2 separate regions of the Homo sapiens genome follow, and region 2 is linked to region 1. A link is a contact called in ENCODE Hi-C or POLR2A ChIA-PET data. All regions are on one chromosome and are shown on one strand. The core of a region is the stretch at or near the end of the contact, and the rest is flanking DNA. Distances in the headings are between cores, read along the strand shown. Region 1 has its middle 26 kb from the start of RICTOR. Region 2 overlaps FYB1 (FYN binding protein 1).

Region 1 (3,142 bases), core at 643-3,142:
ACCTCATTTAATATTATTTTTATTCTGATTGCCATCTGTATCATAACAAAAAAGAACTAACAATTTTCCTAATTTCTGCCTTCCTTGTGTCTCACTGATAATTTTCAAGCTTTTGTTTGTTGCTTATTATTATTATTTAGTGAGATAAGGGAGAAGTGTGTATCATATATAAAATGACAGCAGGATATCACAATTAAGACCTTGTGCACAGGGTGTAAGCCTTATTGGCTTTGTAATTTGGGAAAATCATATATCATCTCTAAACCTCATTTTTTTCTTTTTTTTTTTTTGAGATGGAGTCTCACACTGTTGCCCTGGCTGGAGTGCAATGGCACAATCTCGACTCACTGCAACCTCTGCCTCTGGGGCTCAAGTGATTCTCCTGCCTCAGCCTCCCGAGTAGCTGGGATTACAGGTGCCCGCCACCACGCCCGACTAATTTTTTTTTGTATTTTTAGTAGAGACGGGGTTTCACTATGTTGGCCAGACTGGTCTCGAACTCCTGACCTCGTGATTCACCTGCCTCAGCCTCCCAAAGTGCTGGGATTACAGGCATGAGCCACCACGTCCGGCCGCCTCATTTTTTAAAATGACTGAGTGGGAGGGTATAAAAGCCCAGCTCCCTTGCCTCAAGGTGACATAATTCAGTGATGCCTTTCTTGCTGTGGAATCAGGTGAGACTGGGCTTTAGCTGCCTCTACGTCTTTGTCTAACTTCTCCTGTGCTCTCCTGCTTCCTCACTCCTTACAGGTTTCTCCTGAGAGCACATCCTTAACAAATCCCTTGCACAAGAATTCCTGTCTGGAGCTCTGCTTCTAAGGAACCGGACTGTTGTGGACTGATTGCTTGTGCTCACCACACCTCCAAGTTTCATATGTTGAAACACAATCCTTAATGTGATGGTATTTGGAGGTTGGGTCTTTGAGAGGTTGGACCTTTGGGGACTTAGGGATTGTATTGGGAGGTTGAGTCTTTGATAGTGAAACCCTCATGGGTGGGATCAGTGTCTTTATAAGAAGAGGCCAGAGAGCTAGCTCACTCTCTGCTGTAGAGTGAAGACAAGAACTAGGCAGTCTGCATTCCGGAAGAGGGCCCTCCCCAGAATCTGACCATGCTGGCACCCTAATCTTGGGCTTCCCACCCTCTCCAGAACTGTACTAAACACATTTCTATTGTTTATAAGCCACCCAGTCTGTGGTACTTTGTTATAGCAGTCCAAATGGATGAAAACACCAACCTAAGATATCTTCCTAGTAAGTCTACTTCTGTAGATAGATACATTATGAATAGTGGAGATCTTTGGTTGTTGTTTCTCCTCTAGATGAATGCACAAACACCTATATGTGTTCTTTAATACCTTATGGTTTTGGTTTTTGTAGTTCTGCACATTCATTTAGATCTTGGAAGTTAAGTAGCCACTATAGCTTAGTGCACCTCTTTTAGATCCATACATATTAAAGATGAGAAGCCAAAAGAAAACTCAGGTCCCCTGAGGCATGTGGGAGGATTTCAGTGCTTTACTTAACACAGCTTCCACCATTTAGGGTGAAGCTCTGACAAACATATTGAATTTGCTTAAGTATAGTAACCTAAATTTCAATCCTAACTTAAAAAAGATTCCCTTTAGTACTGCTGCTAGAGACATGATGGAGAGCTAAGCTTTCATGTATGATTACATATGTGTTGAGATCATCAAGTTGAAAGGGAAGATGTGGTTTACATTACTAAATAATGAACTTAATATAAAGTTTTTGAAAAATATGACAATATTTCAAAGATCTATTTCCAAGAACCGAGATGAGAGGGCTTACATTGGTGGTCATTGCAGATATTTCTTCACTCTCCTTTGTTGATAACAACCTGGCCTCAGACAGCCTACATTATTATGAGAATATTATTCTCAGTTGAGCACATCCCAAACCACAGTTTGACTGTAGACTTCTGTTTAGTTTCAGGTGAGGGTATTTGCAACATTTCAGATGCTGAAGAATGTTGTGCAGCCACATTACTTTTTATGATCATATTCTTATTAGATCACTCAATGGCCTTTGGTGCTACTAAAAGCGATGGAATCTGGCTATTATAGACACTAAATACATCTTGTCCATCACTCACCTGTACATAAAGTTTCCACAATATTGGCAGGGTTGGATAGCTAGAGTGGCCTCTCCTTCATCTGATTTATTTCTTATCATAAATGGCAGAGGTTGCAGACTAACTGCGTGGGCCAAATCTGGCCTACGGAGATATTTTTTTGCTCTGAATAGTGCATTTAAAAAATTGAATTTACGATAAAAACAAGTGGAATTTTTATATATAAACTTCGATTTCAGCTTCTCTTGAAAAGGAGGAGAATCAACACTGGGCTCACAACTCATCAGAGCTGAGTCATACGTACATCAGCAGGACCTACGTGGGAACCAAATAGCAAACTCAAATTGGGAAATTTGAGGAAGGTTTCATTCAGTGATTGTTTACAAATGTGTGAACAGTATGTCAGGAAGCCACAAAGTAAAACACAGTACCCTAGGGCTGGTAAACACAGGAAGTGGTTGCAATCCTGAAGGGGCAAGTCCAGGGAGAAGCACTGGAACCTAGAGAGCCAGCACAATGTGGAAAAGCCTGTCCGACAGAGCTGTGGCCTTTGAGTGAAGGACACCGCCACCTTGTAAGGATTTCCCTGAGAGGATGCCGAACAAATAAACATCCAAACTTCACTCCCCGTCCCTCTCATTGAGTGCTATTGCTCCCCCACGGGCCCAGTGAAACTGGCAGCTGAAGTCAAGGGAACCTCTTGAGTCCAGTCCATAAAGGTTGGTCTCAAAAGGCACAGAACAGGATGGAGAAGGTTGGAGAGGGGGAATCCAGAGGACCAAACAGAAGATACCCAGCATAATTAGCAACTCATTCCCATGGACAGAGCTTATATTCTACAGTTTGCCACAGGCCCCTCCCTACCTTCTCTACTGTCTCCATACCAAATTACCATTTATCATCATGCCAATATGATGTTTCTCACAGGACAAAACTAATTTTCTACCAATATCTGTATCAAAAGTGAGCAAGGAATGATAAAGGACCAAATTATTCAAGAAGACTGAGGGAAAACAATACATCAGAGAAATATTAGTATGTGTTTAAT
Region 2 (3,241 bases), core at 544-3,043, 96 kb after region 1:
AGGTCCTGGGAGAACGAGCGTGCAGGGTGTGCTGAGGGCCTGGCTGTTACCCGAAGCTGAACCACGCCGTTGAGCAACTCCAAATTCCAGTCTGTGTATGAGAGAGCTTTGCCTCCAGTGATTCAGTGTCCTGTAATAGTCCAGTCTGTGAGCCGTTTCAGTCAAAGCATCCCGGGATCTCTTCTTTTTGTATCATGTTCTTACGTTCCCAGTGCACAGTGACATATTAATACTTGGAGAAATCTTGCTTTAAAGAATAGCACTTACCGCTACGTTTCTAAAATGTGAACATAGAATCCTTTTTCCCTGTGGTGGCTAGGAGCAACAATTTGGAAAATACTGCCACATGCTGATATAAAACAGTTTTCAATATGTAAATATCTAATAAGGTCATGTTAAGAGAGTACACATAAAAGGAGAATGGGGGGAAAAAGAAAGGTGATAGCTTTGGGGCCTGTGAAGGAAAATCTTACCCACTCCTGGAAACAAGTTACTTGCTGGTGAAAATAGCCCAGGCACCTTTTGGTTTCAAGTTGTTGTAGGCTGGATTAGTTAAATGATACATACACAGATGAGGAGGGGGCCATCAGTCTTTTGTTAATGCCCTCTGGGGCCCTCGCCTTACACCTGTTGCTGTCAAGGTGCTTAACTGATCATTCCTATAGCTAACATATGGAAAAAATCAGTCTTGGTCTCTCAGCAGTATTAAGAACAAGACTAGAAAAAAGGGTCAAACTGAATATTTCCCAGCAGGTTTTTACTAAATCATACATGCAAACCAATAGTCAGGCCAGGGATTCTTATGAACCCAAACTTTGGTGAGGCATTGTGTTGACACATGGGAAGAAGCCCTTTCAGAACTGGCTCAGGACCCAAAAGGAAGCAAAGGAAAGGTTAGTTCAGAGAATATTTTGATATTTTGGGTTTTTTTAAAAAAAACGTTTAGTCTTTTGTAACCTTAAATTGTTCTTAGGAAAAAAAAATTTAGCTTCATGATCAGAAAGCAACATGTTAGAGTCAAGCTTACAGTTTACAAGGAAGGGAGCTCAATAGATCTGCAAGATAGACCCTCTCTTATAACATTTATTTTGTGTCCAAGCTCCATTCAGTTGAGTACAAGTCTACTGGCAGGGGTTATCTATTGTGTTAAAACAATTGCTAAGCTATAGAGTATTAAAATCTAATACTGAACAAAATCTGGGAGTAAATAAATTCTAGTTAAATATAATTCTTTCTTTTTTTTTTTTTTTTTTTGAGATAGGGTTCGCTTTGTCACCCAGGCTGGAGTGCAGTGGTGCAATCTCGGCTCACTGCAACCTCCACCTCCTGGGTTCAAATGATTCTCCTGCCCCAGCCTCCTGAGTAGCTGGGAGGTGCGCACCACTATGCCTGGCTAATTTTTGTATTTTTGGGGTTTCGCCATGTTGGCCAGGCTGGTCTTGAACTCCTGATCTCAGGTGTTCAGCCCGCCTCGGCCTCCCAAAGTGCTGGGATTACAGGCATGAGCCACCGCACCCGGTCTGGTTAAATAGAATTCTGTGAAAGAATAAACTTGAGAAGCTAACAAAAATTTATATTACTTTTGTACTCCAAATGAGAGAATGGCAAGCAGACTGGCTTCTGTCTTCATGGAGCTTATAGTGGTATTTACAAAACAGACAACAAACAAAAGGCATGTTTCAACCAAAGGCCACAGAAAGGGAGAGGAATGAGGATTTTGGGAGTTTCATTTATGCTTGATTCATTGTCTTGTGATATTCTGTGTTTGAAGAGAGGCAGCCCAGCACGAGGAAGTGGAATGCGGGTGGGAACACAGTCTGCGGAATCAGAAAGACATGAGATTGACCCCAGCCTTGTTTAGTCATGTTATGCCTTTGGGCAAGTTACCTAACCTCTCTGAGCTTTAGTTTACTCATAGAATTCCTATTCATGGCTTGAGAGGAATAAACGGCATAATGTGTATGTGGTATATAGCAAGTCCTCAATAAATGATGAATATTTTTAACAGTTAATACATTGGGCAAAGATGATGAGATGGAGGGTATATCTGGGGAAGAGGTTTAAAGAATTGGATGAGAACCTGGAAAGGAAGAAATGAGGTAGAAGGCTATGAAAACAGTATTAGTTTAAAAGGCATATAGAGTTATTAGATGAATGTTTGTTAATTTGAACACTAGTATAATTACTTCTAACAAGAAAAAATAGTCTTTTTGGAGTCTCTGCATTCACTGAGCAAGGCATTTCATTTTGCTCCCGTCAATAACTATTAAATCTTAGTGAATAAATATTTAGTAATAGAATCTCATTTTTTCTAAAGCATAGAATCTCTCTTCTTTCCCATTTTATTACAAGCAAATAAATAATTTTCTAATTATACCATGCAGCAAATAATTTATCTGGAAGCCCTGTTATATGAAAATTCATGCCTAGTCAGGTGTGTTTAGGGCATTTTTTGTTGGAGTTCATGTAAAAACTCCAATCTCAAAAAATTTTAGGGTCTGTAGCAGCACACTAAGAAGCATTTTCCCTGGAAGTTGCCAATCTAAGCAGCTGTGGCCAATCATAATCCAGAGCAAATCCATTGGCCACATTTATTTATTTCTTCCAGGTTGACAGGTAATGGGGAAAGCAAATGCACTCTGGAAACAATGACCTTCGAAAACTGCCTTTGATAATACCAGTGTCTTGGGATAACAGCCATCTATACTGGCTTTGCAGCCTCTCCACCTCTGCTTGGCTGAGTCAGATGCCTTCGCTTGGCTTCAGCCAGTAGGAGATGGCAAAATCTGGGGGCACTTGTGACCTAGTGCCACTTGGGTGCCGCCTACTGCTCTCTACCAGCCTTTGCTGTAGGGAAGGAGGCATCTGAGCGCAGAAATTTCATGGACTTCTGGTGGGAAACCTCTCTTCCAACAATCATTGTTTGACTCTGGCATCATAAATCACAAATACATTTCTATATTACAAACAGAAGTAAGTAAAATGCAGTTTCATGATTCCTAGAATAATATAGTATAATATAAAATGATTTATACTATAAGATGATCAGAATATCATGGGGCTGGTGATAAAATTTTAATGCTAATAAAAGTAATAAAATTATAGACAATGCTCACTTATTTTGATACTATTATATGTCAAATTCTGTATTAAGCACTTACAACGAATCTCATGTAGTGATTATAATGTGCTGGCGAAGTAGGTGGTATTATACTCGTTTTTTCAAATGAAGAAAGACATA

What was found. A loop is a pair of places that touch in the nucleus more often than their neighbours do. ChIA-PET counts read pairs that join two places held with the same protein, here RNA polymerase II (POLR2A). Pooled maps may share reads with other maps.
Region 2: a map of PC-9 shows a loop between it and region 1 (6-fold over the local background). The contact joins two enhancer-like sites. A Hi-C loop is called at or near these places in 2 of 168 maps with a recorded cell type or tissue (PC-9 and mammary epithelial cell) and 2 of 50 pooled maps. POLR2A ChIA-PET finds 5 or more read pairs at or near these places in 5 of 52 experiments (A549, AG04450, SK-N-SH and 2 more).

What each region holds. Positions count from the first base shown.
Region 1 is chr5:39,098,524-39,101,665 of GRCh38, forward strand. No RefSeq gene overlaps it. Among named protein-coding and RNA genes, the nearest start is that of RICTOR, 26 kb to the left of the region's middle. Within about 2 kb of position 1,893, at least 4 of the 41 ENCODE cell types and tissues checked have a DNase peak (open chromatin) inside an H3K27ac peak, as active enhancers do; they include PC-9 and mammary epithelial cell, where a contact is called at or near this core.
Region 2 is chr5:39,194,974-39,198,214 of GRCh38, forward strand. The region is part of intron 2 of FYB1 (FYN binding protein 1); the gene reads right to left. Among named protein-coding and RNA genes, the nearest start is that of FYB1, 23 kb to the right of the region's middle. Within about 2 kb of position 1,794, at least 8 of the 41 ENCODE cell types and tissues checked have a DNase peak (open chromatin) inside an H3K27ac peak, as active enhancers do; they include PC-9 and mammary epithelial cell, where a contact is called at or near this core.